2 separate regions of the Mus musculus genome follow, and region 2 is linked to region 1. The links are chromatin loops, found by intact Hi-C in ENCODE. Cell type or tissue: left cerebral cortex. All regions are shown on one strand.

Evidence for each region. Peaks named below come from ENCODE experiments on the same cell type or tissue, not always from the same donor. Only the 100,000 strongest peaks of a DNase experiment are listed, where the experiment ranks them.
Region 2: a loop joins it to region 1, with 7 times the contacts of the local background. A loop is called at or near these places in 3 of 42 quality-filtered maps.

Annotation. Positions count from the first base shown.
Region 1 is chr2:138,608,156-138,616,155 of GRCm38, forward strand. All of the region lies in intron 3 of Gm14061 (a long non-coding RNA gene), which reads left to right. Among named protein-coding and RNA genes, the nearest start is that of Gm14061, 31 kb to the left of the region's middle. In left cerebral cortex, no CTCF peak of the experiment used is centred here; DNase peaks (open chromatin) are centred at 4,396 and 4,815; H3K27ac peaks cover 240 bases.
Region 2 is chr2:138,471,477-138,479,476 of GRCm38, forward strand. All of the region lies in intron 2 of LOC102636024 (a long non-coding RNA gene), which reads left to right. Among named protein-coding and RNA genes, the nearest start is that of Gm14061, 110 kb to the right of the region's middle. In left cerebral cortex, no CTCF peak of the experiment used is centred here; DNase peaks (open chromatin) are centred at 4,634 and 5,227; H3K27ac peaks cover 1,324 bases.

The sequences.
Region 1 (8,000 bases):
TTATTAAACAAGAGCTGACAGAAGATGAAAACATTAATCACCTAGAGCTATTTACCTCCATCTTCGAAGAATTTCCTTCTACCCACGACACCAACCTGACCAGTAAATATTTGAAGATTTTATGTTCTGCCCCTGGAATAGTTTATGTCCTGCCATTGTGAGCTGCCAACAGCACATGGTAGACCACAAAAGAAAGGAAAAAGTCCAGTTCTACTGCTCCAGCTTGACCAAGTCAGTGGAGCAATGCATGCTCCAGAGGTTCTTGCAGGCTCTGAGCTATACTCAGGCCAAGCTCAATCATTCTTGGGGTCCTTACCTGCCCTGCCACTTTCATGTTTCTTTTCTTTTGAGAAGGCTTTTTTTTTTCCAGTAAGCCAGCTTGTCCGAAGCATCTTCCTTAGGCTTTATGACTGAGCAAGCTGATAAAGGGAAGGCTCACTACAGGAGTCCATCATAATTCCAGTGTTTTAAGTCACTGAGAAACTTCCTAAGTACAATTAGTTTTATTGGTGGCTTTACCAGTACCGCTAAATATGTCCAAAGCTTTAAATGAACTGGTGAAACCTCTATTTTCGTTTGATTACATTCATAATGCTAATATTTACAATGGAAGGGAGCCTAGTCTACTGTGTGATACTCCATCAGATGATATGAGAACTCCAGCACAGTGTCATGTTGTTCTCTAAATCTCCATTTCACTTAAAACTTCAAACCACTTAGAAATAGAATGCTCAAACTAAGTAAAATATCTTTTCCTTAAGATTAATTTTTACTGCTACATCAATGAACAGAATCAAGGAGCCACAGATGGAAACGTGGTTTGGGATTGTCATAAAATTGATTTCAGGCTCAACAGGGGCATGAACTCACTGAGAAAGTTCTCTGCAATTTCAGCCAGGTGCCCAAAGGAAATTAATATGTAGATATCAGAAATATAACGAGACTCCTAATAGTAAGTCAGGCCCAGAATTCTGGTGACAGAGTGAATGACAAAGAGATTCTAATTAGGCAAAGGGAAGAAGACGAAATGAGTGCACTCCCAGAAGGATCTGGCTGGAAGAGGTTCTATTCTTTGGCTTGGGTATTGTACTCAAGGTCGGCTTTGTTCATTTTGTCCTGGGAGATAGAAAAGGGCTGGGTAGAGCTGTGTTTTTTTGGTGATATTATCTGTGTTCTCTCTTCTTCACGTTTTATGAATTCATGGGGAGCTGAAATATAAATGGAGAATATTGATCACGGTTTTAGATTTACTAGAAAAACTGCCTATGTGGCGTAAGGGGACGCCGCTGTTCGTCTTCCCTGTCACCAGGCTTCTGGGAGTTGGGCAAGTCTGTACGTGAGCTGGCAACCACACAGGGTATATTTCCTAAATCTTTCACTGATTTCTCTCTGCTCAGTCTCTTTCTGGGAATCTTAATCCCTTCAGCAAATATTTTAAAGCGTTCATTATATCTATGTACCGGTGAGAATGTAGGCTCTGGGAAGGAACAAAATGTACAAATAGAACTTCAAATCCAAATGGAGAGAAATGGATGTGGAAAGACATGAATGTGAAAGGCCATGCTTTATAGGGAAGAAAATCATCTTTAACTACAGTGATCCTTAGAGGGAAAAGTGGTAGCCATTTCAAATTAATATTCATTATGGTCCTATGGACAGAATTGTGTGAGCTCATGTTACAGAATGAAAAAACAATGTCTTTATGCACTAATCCACTATTCTAGTACCTTTAGACACTAAAAACATTTCATAAGGACTTTGAGCATCCAAGGGGCATTTTATAGAAGCACCCAAGGATTTCAAGAAACAATGTGCTAAATGGAAAATGTTCTTCATCACCCTCTAGGGAAAAGCCCCAAAGATAGATGATGGTTTCTATTTATTAAACGAACACTGTTGCAAGTGAAGAATCACATTTTAAGAGGTCAAAGCTGTCAGGGTCATGGTTTTCAAAAACTGTCAAAAGCAAGGAGAGAGAGAGAGGCAGAAAATGGCTAATCACATTTACTGTCTTGGTCTCTGAGACTGAGAAATAGGAAGAAGAAGCAATGATGATGAGGAGAGAATTGCAAAAATAAAGAAGAAAGGCTGGCAAAGAGCTAGGAGAAAGGATTTCTTAATTTACTATGGGCCTTATGTTGTTATGTGTTTGACTATATTTTCAAATAGAAAAGCAGAAACTTCCATCAGCTTCAAGGTGAAAGCAAGGTAGGTATTCAAAAAACTAAAAGGCATAACAAATGCCAGAATGTTTTCTTTCAGTCTTCTGTTTGAAATTGGTAGCAGACTTCAAGAATTTGGATTTTAAAGCAAAAAAAAAAAAAAAAAAGCATTAGGAAGGGTCTAGGCATGCTTTGTTTACCAGCTATTTATTTATAAGTCAATAAATAACACTATGTCAGAAAACTATGTGAGGCACCGAGGATACGAGGTGTATGATTTAAACAGAGAACGAACTGAGTCTCTCTTATTGACGCTAGTAAGAGTTACTATCTTGTCAAGCTCTCTATATGTTCTTGTGGAGTCAGGAGAACCTTGTTACTGTTGAAGTGAGCAAGTAGGTGACAGAAGTTAAATAAGTTGTCCCAAATTTTCTCCAGCGGAGGCTGCTGACCATTACGGTGTCTGTGCCCCATTAAGAGTTGGGGAGTAGAATGCACTTCTCAAGACTTCAAGCATCAGGAAAGTTTTAGATACTCATGAAGGATAGATGGATGGAATAATACAAGGGATGCAGGAGGGCAGCAGCACACGTGAGTCACAGTCACTTGGTACTAGCACACTAAGCAAGTTGGCAGAAGGCAAGAGAGAACTGAAAAGCGAGCAAGCCATGTTCTGCGAAGTCAGGTCAGTCTTGATAAGACATTAAAACTGATAGAAGACTGGGGAGATTCCACTTTACACCAGTCAGAATGCCTAAAATAAAAAACTCAGGTGACAGCAGATGCTGGTGAGGATGTGGAAAAAGAGGAGCAGTCCTCCATTGTTGGTGGGAATGCAAGCTGGTACAGCCCCTCTGGAAATCATCAGTTTGGCAGTTCCTCAGAAAGGTAGACAAAGTACTACCAGAAGATCCAGCAATACCTCTCCTGAGCATATACCCAGAAGATATTCCAACATGTAATAAGGACACATGATCCACCATGTTCATAGCAGCCTTAATAATAATAGCCAAGAGCTGGAAAGAACCCAGATGTCCTTCAACAGAGGAATGGATACAGAATATGTGGTATGTTTACATAATGGAGTACTACTCAGCTATTAAAAATGAATTCATGAAATTCTTAGGCAAATGGATAGAACTAGAAAATACAATTTTGAGTAAGGTAACCAATCGCAAAAGAACACACATGGTATGCACTTACTGGTAAGTGGATACTAGCCCAAAAGCTCCAAAAAACCAGGATACAATTCATAGACCACATGAAGCTCAAGAAGAAAGAAGACCAAAGTGTGGGTGCTTCGGTCTTTCTTAGAAGGAGAACAAAATAGTCACAGGAGCAAATATGGGGATACAGTATAGAGCAGAGATTAATGGCCTCCGAGAGACTGTCCCATCTGGGAATTCATCCCATATACAGTTACCAAACCCAGACACTATTGTGGATGCCAAGAAGTGTATACTGAAAGGAGCCTGATATGGCTGTTTCTTGAGAGTCCCTGCCAAAGACTTACAAATACAAAGGTGGATGTTAGCAGCCAACCATTGGACTGAATGTGGGGTCCCTAATAGAGGAGATAGAGAAAGAGCTGAAGGACTTGAATGAGTTTACAACCCCATAGGAAGAACAACAATATCAGCCAACCAGACCCCCCCCCCCCCGAGCTTCCAGGGTCTAAGCCATGACAAAGGAGTACGCATGGCTCCAGCTGCATATGTAGCAGAGGACGGCCTTGCCAGGCATCAATGGGAGGAGAGGTCCTTGGTCCTATGATGGCTTGATAGAAGCCTCAGTGTAGGGGAATTCAAAGGCAGGGAGGTGTTAGTGGGTGGGTAGGTGGAGGAACACCATCATAGAAGCAGGGGGAGAAAAAAATGTGATAGGGTGTTTCCAGGAGGGAGGGAAACCAGGAAAAGGGATAACATTTGAAATGTAAATAAATAAAATATCCAATAAAGAAAAACAAAAAGATTGATAGAAGACATGGCTGCACAATCCAGGTCCCACAGAAGCAATCTTTGAAATAAGATTTTACAAGAAAATGATATAGTAAGAAAATACTTCCAGGTAAAACAATGGAGAAAGAGGAAAGAATGAGAGCTGACAATGTAAGTCTTCAGAAAAAAAAAGTCCTGGTCTTGGTCCTATTTCATGGGGAAACTCTGGAGCTTAAATTATAACTTGGAGTCAATTTTGCATCAAGGCATCAAACCATCTGGGGCTCCTATTCACACTCCTGTGAGCAAAGAGTTGCATGCTGCCTTGGGGAAATGGAAATTCCCAGAGATTTCTGGTTCTTTGTGACTATGGGAAAAGTACTCTAGCTCAGTGCAGAGCTTAACCTGTGTTAGAAAAGTGGGCATATCTGGTGAATAGTACACAGTATATAGGCTGTACATAACTTCTACAGTTAATACAACTGTTGCCATTGGAAATGGGCCATTCAGACATTGAAATGTTTGAATTGAACAATATTTATGTCTCTGAAAAACAGTATAGGGGGTGATAGGACCATAAGCAGAGTTGAAAGACGCATAGAAAAACAGAATACCAGAGAGAAATCAGTACAATTAGAAATTATGCACAATGATGACTATAGACATTTACACGTGCCTATGTAAGAAGCATGGCCAACCCAGAATCTTCCTGTCGTGACTCCAAGTAGACACTGCTTTCTATCTTCTCAGTTTTCACCCCACACTTGCAATGTAAGTGACATACTCTGCTCTAACCCAAAGTTGAATAAAAGCTGGTTCTTAATCACTGAATTTTTTTTTTTTATGTGAGTATGCCTTCTTTGAAGTCAGCTGTGAGTGGGAAACTAGAACCAAAGATATAAGTAGAGGCTGGCCACTTAGAAACCTGCTGCATAAAGACACATAGATGTCTGTCTTTGCTCTCACTTTTACAAATGATGGCCAGAAGAGGAAAGACCCAAAGGAAACTGTAAACTGTAGGCAAACAAATGGAAAGGTCCTGGATCACAGGATAACTGTGTGCTCAACTCCACCTTTCCCTGTTCCACCCATCATTTCCATGACAACATCAACAGGAAAGGAACCTGTAGTTTGACCTGATTTAAACCATTATTTCCTCCTGCAGTCTCTCCTAGAAAAAAATATGTAAAATTCTTACTCAAATCTAGTGCTTTGGAAACACTTTTTAGATTTCAAACTAATAAATCATAGTTTTGTTTATTTATGGAGTACAGCCTGATGCTATACTTCCAGAAGACAAAATTTACTCCCTACAGAACAACATGAACTGGGACTAAGAGGGGCATTCTCATTCAAACTGCCACGTTGCACTCCCAGGCTCCCATTGACTTTGGTCACATCATAACACAAAATGCATGCAGCCCAACTTCAAAAGTTCTTGGTCTTTTACAGTCTCAACACTGTTTACAAGTCCAAAATCCAAAGTCTCTTCTGAGTCTCAAGGCAATCTCTTAGTTGTGACTTCCAGTAAAATAAAAAAAAGCATGCTGCACACTTCCAACATACCATGACAGAGAATATACATTTTCATTTCAAAATGGAGGAATAAGGGCAGAGCTCAGAAATTCTATACCAAAGATGTCTTTGTCAAGTATCAAAGTGCTTAGATGACTTCACTCCTCTAGCTTTGCTGCCTGCAGCATCTATCTCTCTCTTTGACTAGTTCCACTCCTTTTATGTGGCAATCATTAACAGATATTCCATGGCTCTGGTGTCTATATCTGTGGTCTCTGCTACAACCAAGCTTCATTTGCAGAACTTCACAAAATGACCTCTCAGGGCCACCTACCCTTTCTTCCACTTTAAAAAGGGACTCCCTGCTATGCATTGTGTGACCTCGATGACCCTCTGGAATTCTGGCAAAAGAATCCATACCTCCTTCTCTACTGTATTTCTACATACCTCCAAAGCCAGCACCTTGTAGATGATGTTGTCAAGTTTGGATGACATTAGCAAAAGGCTTTTATTCAATTGCTTTCTAGGAGCAGAAAAGACTCTTTAACAAGGAAACTTAACTGGGTGGAATCTTGCTCCAAGGGTACACTTTCCTCTATCCCAGTTCAGAGCAGAAATGGCACTTACCTTATTACATCTTTCAGCACAAGCTATAGCTACAACATTACATTTTGTAGTATTTTTTTCCCTACTCCTTTACCCTGTTCTTTTTTTTTAAATTTTATTTTAGGTTCCACATGCTCTTTTTCTTTGTGAATCTGTATAAGAGTTATTAATAATAAATATAAAACTAAAGCTCAAATATAATGCTGCCTTGAAAGTGTCCCACCAAAGAAATTAGTCTATTAGTTTTAAATTGATCTTCAAGCAAGGTCTTAGGAAAAGATCAGAAGGTAATCAGATGCTTTGGCAAAACATCACAGAGATGCCCTCTTCCCAGTTGTTACTATTGTTTCCATCTGAAACCTTTAGAGCTGAGCCCTCACCGTGTGTGTTGCCCTCAGTACTATCATCTTGCAGGATTCTACTATAACTGTCCTTTAAGTGATGCTTATAAATTCAACTGCTTTTGTATTCCAAAGTTTCAATACTTCTACATCCCAAACAAACAAACAAACAAACAAAAACAGAAAAACCACAGTCAATTTGTTCATAGCAATATCCTACACGCTGATCCCAATTTCTGTATTAGCTACATTTATGTTGTTGTTATAAAACACCATGGCCACAGCAACTTGTAGAGGAACAGTTGATTTTGGTTCGTTTCTATGGTGATAAGTTCTATCATGGCACGGGGCATGTTGGCAAACAACAAGCACAGTGGCAGGAGCAGGAAGCTGAGGGTTCACACCTTCAGTCACAAGCAGGAAGTAGAGGGGCAAATTAGAACTGGTATGAGCAGTGACAGCCTTCTTCCAACCATGCTCTAGACCTCACCAAACATTGTCACCAACTGGTAACTGTTAGGACTTAGAAACCAGAACAAATGGCTATGTGAGGTGCCTATTAAATATGTCAAAGTGGATGTTGGCCAGCTCTCAGAGGACACTAAGTACCTGTGGCTCTTCCCAGCACTTATCACCACACCCCCACTGTAAACTCTCCCTCCCAGGGGCCGGGCTTCAGCTTCCCTTACCCTAGCCTGATCCTTATATAACTCAACCATTTTGTCTACACTGGTCTTTTGACCTCTTGGACTAGGCCACTTTGGTTGGTGGGCTCTTCTTTGACTCTCTCCCTGTCTCTTCATTAGTGATCCAGTTTAGTCTGCTCTCCTACTTTCTCCCTTATATCTACAATAAAAAGCTCCATACTTTAGGGGTAGTCATGTACTCCCTTTTTTAATTTCTTCAGTCAGGGACCAAGTATTCAAATATCTGAGCCTGTATTAGACACTCTCACTGAACCTACTGTAAGAATTTTGATTCCCACCACCACCTTTTCCTGTCCCCCCACTGGTCCATTTCTTTTTCTGAGTTAGCGCCTCTTCTATTGTATTTATTCACATCAAAAATGATAAGATACCAGCCACCTTGTGGGGTATCTGTATATAAAGTGTGGTTGACAGGGTCTGCTATATATTAGCTTCTCTCCCTGTGTATGTTACTTGCTCTCAAGTCAGCTTTATGGATTAAGTGAAGTGACAGTGTTCCCAAATGTTTCCCCAGGAGGTAGAAGTTATTTGGGTTGCTAAGACATATCACAAGGCCCAATAGGCCCTTTGCCTTCAACTGCTGTTGATCACAATTCAGATCCTTATTAATTTGACATCTTTGAAGAATGCAAAATTAAAAATGAGCCAGGAGAAAGTGAAACAGGAAAGGAAGATTTTATTCCAGGCCACTGCATTTAGGAAGAAATAAATTTGAACTCTATTACATTAAGC
Region 2 (8,000 bases), 140 kb before region 1:
TAATACATGCCTTAAGATTCTCGACTTCAGTTTCTTTACGTTGAAGCACAGTTAACGTGACTTTTGAAGCACTCTATTTGAATCAGTTTTTATAGAGGCTTGAGTTTCCCTGGAGCCACACCTCACTCAACTTGGTTCTGTTGACTTGCTTTCAAAGGAGCTCTTGGAAACCTTCATATTAGTTTTCATTGAAACATTTTTCCCTCACAAACTCATATTTCATTGATTTGCATAAATCTAATTATTTACATACCACTTAGCTGCTTATATAATGTTAATTAGGACTCTAATAAATTTGGTAATAATTGCAATTGATTTCTAGTAAAATGGATGATCTTCAACATAAATAAGCCTGCCGGACTATTAGACAAGAGCCTTGGGCTGAGGAGTGGGATATTTAGGGTATTTCTGTAGTTTTTTACTGCACCCCCCCACGCCCAACACTAGCTTTGGGGCTTACTGGGGATGCCACCTGCACTGCCTTGGCACCCTACCTTCTCAAGTGCCCATGCTTCTCTATCCAAGGGAAGTCTGGAAACGCTGTAGCATTTGGTACACCCTAGAGTCACACTGAGGGAATAAAATTCATAAGTTAAGTACAACTGGAGAAATCCTCCCAGATTTCTGTCTTTGAAACTCTCTACGTTATCCCCTGACTTTCCATAGTCGTCTACCCAGTGACAGCCCTTTAGTGACTCCTTTCCCCATTCCTTCCTGTGTTTTCATAGCTTGACTACAGCTTGTATTTTGAAGAAGCCCATGCTAAGATTCACACCCATTAAAAAATTAAATAGAGAGCTGAGAGAATTGGTGGGCCAGTGGATGGAGTAGGCTAATGAGAATGACCCCAACAGGCTCATTTAGTTGAATACTTACTTGATCCCAGACAAGTGGGACTGTTTGGGAAGGATTAGGAGGTATTGCCTTGCTGAAAAAGTTGTGTCACTAGGGATGTGTTCTGTAATTTTAAAATACCATTCCATTGCCAGTTAGATTTCTTCCTGCCTCCTGCTTGTAGATCTGGATGTAAGATCTCAGCTACTGCTCCAGCACCATGCCTACTGCCTGTTGCTATGCTCCCCCTCCATGATGGACCTGGGCTCATCTTCTGAAATGCTAAACCCACAATAAACTCTTCTGTGATCTGCCTTGGGCATCGTGGTGCCTTGACATGCCTGTAGAAAAGTAGCTAAGTCTGTGTGTTAAGTAGAAACTGCATAAGACGTCTTCCACCATTGTGGAAACTCTAGCTCTGTCTCTTTCTCTTCAGAATGTTAAGCAATTTCTAACCTTATATTTAGACACAGGGTCTGTCTTTGCAGATGACAGTTTTGTTTTTACTTTAAGAGCCCTAGTATGTATGGCATGTCCTAGGAAAGTGTTATATCTTCCAACTAGGACAAAAGTTTGCCAGTCTGTCTTTAACTTCCTCTAAATTTATAAATTAGCCACCCTAGATTATTTGTATTTCTTATTTACTTTAGCCCTCTAGTGACCTCTAGTTTGAGATTTTTACTGCAAGAATCCACCACTTTTCTGAGACTCTCACTTTTGACTCAAGTTTTAGAAGTCCAGTCTTCTTTTCTTCTTCTTCTTCTTCTTCTCCTTCTTCTTCTTCTTCTTCTTCTTCTTCTTCTTCTTCTTCTTCTTCTTCTTCTTCTTCTTCTTCTTCTTCTTCTTCTTCTTCTTCTTCTTCTCTTCCTCCTCCTCCTCCTCCTCCTCTTCCTCCTCCTCCTCCTCCTCCTCCTCCTTCTTCTTCTTCTTCTCCTTTCCCTCTAGCTCCCTTTTCTCCACCATTCAGTGTACCTCTATTGCTCCATGGATTTCAGGTCTGCCTCTCAGTCACTCTCTGGGGACTGCAGGTAATACTGCACATACAGGCTGTTATGAATAATTCCCAATCAACCTAACTTCCTACCACTTAGAGCCATCTAAATGTTTTTCTTCAAAGATACACAATATTGAATTAATGCTCTTTCAGAAACAGAACAAAAACTATTGTACTCTCTTTCCCCCTTTCTTAAGAACAAGTATTTAGATAGTGAAGTGATTGAACCACTCTTCGTTCTCTATTATTAATGGAAAATTGGCCATAAATTGCTGAGGCGTGACTAGCGCATTCCCCAACACAGCTGCGAATGCTTTATGCTGGATCATTTTTGATTTCTGAGAATAAAGGGAGGAAATGGTTCAGAGCTGGCACTTCTCTAAACATAACCTCGTGTCATTCTCAACAGAGAATAACTATTCTGAAGAAAGAGCTGACAAGAAAAAGGGCCACCTTCAGCTCCTTCCCTCCCCACACCTCCTGTTTTTATGGTGTGGTGGGTTTGACTGCTAGTTTTGAAAAGGTAGAACTGAATATTTATTTTTTACAATTTATAAAACTAATATAAAATTCCTATGTGCTTGGTAAATGCTTTATAATTAATACACTGCAATTCATGATATCATCTTACCACAATTTGAAAGCACATGTTTTATTCAATATATTTACCCATACGTTATCCATTTTAATCTTCAAAGATCCTAGTAAAACAGTTATTGGTATTCCCATTTTATAGACGGAAGGAAGTGTTCAGGTAGGTATATTAATTATTATAAAGATGCAACCCATGGAAAAGAGGGTTGGTGTTGTTTCTTCTGTACGTACTTAGCTCTGTTTTCTCCAGATATGATTTTCTTCTGAGATCATCCATCCCTTAGGAAAACATTTCTTCCTGCCTCCAGGTGAAATCTATGGAGTAGCTGCAGGATGCTGAACATTCAGTCATGGACGTCAATGTCAATCATGGTTGACACTGATGTTACAGCTATGAGATCCATGGCTTTAAAAGAGTCCCATGATGTGAGAATGCCATCAGCACCTGGACAAGTTGTCAGGCAAGGGAAAATAACCATGGTTAAAAGTAGCTGGTTCCTCTGTGTGTGTGTGTGTATGTGTGTGTGTGTGTGTGTGTGAGAGAGAGAGAGAGAGAGAGAGAGAGAGAGAGAGAGAGAAGGGTGAGGGAGGGAAGGAGAGAGGGGGGAGAGGATGAGGAAAAGGCGAGGGGGAGGGGGAGAGAGAGGGAGAGAGAGAGGGAGAGGGAGAGGGAGAGGGAGAGGGAGAGGGAGAGGGAGAGGGAGAGGGTGAGGGAGAGGGAGGAGACCAGTTCATTCCAGCTTTTGATCTCTTTCTTTCTTTTCTTCATTTCCCTCCTCTGTTCCCTTCTTCCTTCCCTCACCCCAACTCTAACCCTGTCTCCCTCCCTCCATGCCTTCCTTTTTTCCTTCCTAAGGAAGCAACTCCCTATGTCCCCATAACTGTCTTGGTACTCATTACATGGAGGGCTATGCCCTAAATCTTGCAGTGGGCGTCTCGTCTCTGTCTCCTTAGTGTTAGAGTTTTCAGCCTGTGCAACCACACCTCACTTTCGGCAGGTTTCTTAGATTACCTGCAAAGTTTCTCATTCATTTAAGCTAAATTCTCTGGTTGGAATTTGTCACTTTCAATTAAAAAAAAAATCCCTCAGATGTCCTTGCTGGTAGATTGCTTCATCTAATCCATGCAAGAAAAGCACAGATAGGTCCACCATTAGCACAGTTTCAGTTCTGGAGTTGAACTAGATAAAATTATGCTCATTTCAACTAATCTACTGGGAAAGCTAGCAGGTGCACACAACCCAAAAGCAGAGCACATCTTTCTGTCTCTGTCGCTGTTTCTATCTCTGTTTCTCTCTGTATCTCTGTCTTAGTTTCTCGGTCTCTCTCTGTCTTTGTCTCTGTCTGTTTCTCTGTCTCTCTCTCTCTTTGTGTGTATATGTGTGTGTGTGTGTGTGTGTGTGTGTGTGCGCGCGCACTTGTGCGCATGTGGTGTGACTCACTCTCCCTATACAGCCCAGGCTGGCCTTGAACTCTCTCACTCATTATACCTCAGCCTCTCAAGTGCTGGGGTTCTATGGTGTTCCATATCATTCCCTTCCTTCTTAATGCAACTCTAGTTTTTTTCTTCTTCTTTTCCATAGTTTCTTGCTTTTGTTTGTTTGTTTTCAGCTTTTATTTTTTGTTTTAACTGATGAAGGCCAGAGAAGATAAAACAATGCAATAGATGAGATACACTCAATTGCGTGATTTGATACAATTTTTAATATCCTGAAAATCAAAATCTCCATGTGCTATAAATATGGCATTATTTTAAATTTAATAGTTATTTCTGATAGGTTACTTCATCTCCAAGACATTTCTACTTACTGTGTACTTAATGAGCACTTATTTTGTTGAAATCCTATCTTTGGTGCTAGAGAGCTGAACAGATGCAGAAGATGTGTTGGCTCTATACTAAACCCTCCATTTTCCCCTCCCATACTCCATTGCTTCTATTTTTTTTTCTCAGCTGAGTTGAGAAAACTTCTCTTACACAAATCTTCTAAAATCTAGGTGAGACCCTTTGCCTCAGTCATTGTGCATTGCCTGCTGTTGCTCCTTCTCTTGAGAGGGTTGGTTTCTGCCTCCAGGAATTGCACCAGTACAGACATCTGCAGACAGTGCCTTCTTCCGGAGTCAGCTTGCGAAGATGATGAATCTTGATGCCATTCTCATTATGCAGCTGTTGTGAGCCCAAGATGGAGGTAAACTTCTGACAAGCAAAAAGGCTGTCTTCTGCTTTTCCTACCCTGCACATGTTCCTCTTTGAGAGCATCCTCACTTACTGAGTGTCCCCTTGCAGGACTTGTTGGATAGTTTCTTGATATCGTAGCACAGAGATTCATCTGGAAAGAGGGAACCTGAATTAAGAAAATGACTCCATCAGACTGGCTTATAGGCAAGTCTATTAGCCATTTTCTTAATGATTGATGTGAGAGGGCCCCACTTACTCTTGCTTCTGGGTTATAGAAGAAAGCAGTCTGAGCAAACTGTAGGAAACAAGGCAGTAAGCAGTGTTCTCCCATAATCGTTGCAAGTTCCTGAATCCTGATCCCTGCCTCTGGTTCCTGACTCTCCTTCATGATGCACTGTAGTGCCGATGTAAACTTAACTCCTCCCCTTTCTCCTTGCTGCTTTTGTCTCAGCAATGGAAGGCAAACTGGCACAGGCATCCCCTGTTTTGGACTTCTTGCTCTCTTACATATTTTTCACATAAAAATCATGTTTATCCTTCCTACCAGCCTCTGTGCTCACCAATCACACACTTGCCAACTCTGTGGTAAATGAGCAGAAGCTGCAGCCTTGTGGTGTTGGGGTTTGATGCTAAACATACATACCCCATAACGTATGCTGCTTCATAACTGGACAAGCTGGTACATCTGAGGAGAGGCGCATGTCCTGCGTTCCCTAAAATAGTATAGCAGCAGCTGCACTAATTTTAGATAGGAACAAAAAAGGCCTGTGGATGTAAAGGCTTTGCTTTTCTCTACAAAGTCAGCTTGTGTGGAAAAACTGGCTAGAGATAGGGAAAATTAACAATGTTATAATTTTCACATAAACTAAAGTAAATGAAAGATCTACAGAATAGGTGTTCTCTAGTATTAATAAGAATATCTAGTTGAGTCGTTTGGACTGGAGAGGGATAGAGAGATGATAGTTGGGTCTCATATTCACAGCCAATGAGTGTTGAGTTGTGAATAACTGCCAGAATGTTTTCTCAATAAAAGGGCAAAGACTGGAGGAGAAAAAAATGTAAAAATTGATAGTCAGCTTGGGGGAGTTGCCACATGAGAAACTGGAACACAACCAGCATTGGAGTAAGAAGGCCGAGGGGAAGAAGACAGAAAGGGCTAGGCAGGGAATTTGTTGACAATATTTTGTTTTTCTAAGTTTGGTGGGCAAGTTTGGACAAAGGGAAGATGTCTTTATTGGGTGCATATATTATGATAAAAGATCGCAAAGGTGCCCATTTATTTTACTCATCGATGAGATGTGTATAATCGTTGTCTTACCTTACATTTGTGGGAACCAGACTTAAAGGGAGCTAGCTGGCCTGGCACGAGCAATGAAAGGCATTGACCTGAATTTTCACTAACGGACTTGATTCTGTGCCATGGCATACTGTGTTGTGTACTTGGCCAACTGCTCTCTGCACCTTTGTGATCTTCTGGTATCTTCTCTACCCATAGAACTGGAAATCTGAAACTCTTATATGTCACAAATGCTTTATAGCTAATTTTAAATCCAGTTGTCCAACTTTAATGACTTTTAAGCAATGCTGTGAAGTTATGAGTGTCTGTCATATTTCCAGTGGTAGTTGCCCCTTTCTGGAATGTTGATCCATTCTGACTTCTCAGCAGCAGGAATTGCTGAACATGTCTAAATCCTGTGACTCAGTAACAAACATGATCTTGCAGGTTTTAGCATGGACCTTCTCAGCTTCTACCTTTTCCACCCAGAGCACACACATTTGCTAGGTTAGTTATCACTGGAGTCTTTCTCCTTTTCTTTCATTGGTTCAGTTGTCTTCATTAAAGCTTACTCAGATATGAGGTAAAATGATTGAAATAATTCCTCTACCCTACTGACTTTTGAGATGACTGTTAACTTTTGCTTCAGCAAGCATATGGTAATAAGTCAAATAAAGACTACCTTCTAGAATAATAGTTCACAGCTATTTCCTTTTAGATAGCATATACATTTATTCATAATTCACTCATACCATGCATGCATGGAACATATTACCTTAGTCTAAGAAAAATTCCTGGGAGATCACTGTGGGCCTGCTTTTCACAGCGTACATAAGAAATTTAATCTCAGGCATGTGGTTTTCCCTAGAGTTATAAAATTGTATTGTGGAAGGATTAAAATAATTCTTCATCAGTGTTATCAATACTTCCTTAGTTCTACTACAATTGTAAACTATCCAGACCAAGCATAGTATTCACCTTGATGTAATCTCTTCCACTTGTGTAGGTATACAGGGTATCTGAAGGCTGTTTCAACAAGTACAGAACCTACCATGAAAATTTGACCAAAGGCAATTGATTCAAACTGGGCTCCAAGGAGATACCAGTGAAGGCATATTGGAAGTCAGTGGCAAAGAAAAAAGGAAGGAAGGAAGGATTTCAGGCCAAGTTCCAGTTCTGGCTTTATCACTTTAGGCTGTGTGAAGCACACAAATGATACTATGTAGCTTTCTTCTTTGGAATCAAGAATCTGAGCTTTCATACTTGCTTCTAGTCAGTCATTGGCCGTGGATCCTCTTTGGAGATGGGAACTTGTGACTGTACCCAAAGTAACTCTGGTACCCTAAACACAAAGGAATAACTTTAAAGGAAGTTGCTACAGATATAAGGTATTGATAATGCAGGTAGCTAAAATTTGAGCGTCCAGTCCTAGAGAAAGACTATTAAGGAAATCCAAATAGACCCATAACAGTGTACATCCTATATACATGACCTACCATAAGCTCATGGATTTAATATATATTCTCTAACATTTTTCTGAGACTAGAATCTTCTATGACACTTATTGATCCTACACAGCTGTCTCTCTTTATCTTCTATGTTTTAGTATCTACATAGTCTCCTGATACTCCCCATCTCAGCCCATAGTTCTTTTTTATTGCTTTGCATTATTTCTTCAATGCAGTTATAATTCTCTGTATTTATTATTTTTAAAAGTTTAAAATATCTCTGCCCAACGTAAGTTCTGTAAAGACTGAAATATCTCTTTTCATCCTTTCATTCACAATACTAGAATTCTTGCCATAGCGTAGGTATTTAATGTAGTTTGTTAATGAGTCGTGCCTGCGTGGATGAAACAATAATCATGAAGCGAAATGTAGAACCACTGTGAAGCACTGAGAGTACTTGGTATTAAATACAAGATTTCTTGTTAGTCTCCCCTTTTCATTATGCCAGAAAACATAGATGAAGGATTACATTAAAGTTCAGTCTATAGTCTTTCAAAATATTGTAGGTAATATCAGGTTTAATGGATATATTTTCTGATAGTATAATGCTTTCAGGATATTTTTTAAAGAAAATTGTGGTATTGAAGGGAGCTCTTTAGTTATTTGACGCATTCCATCT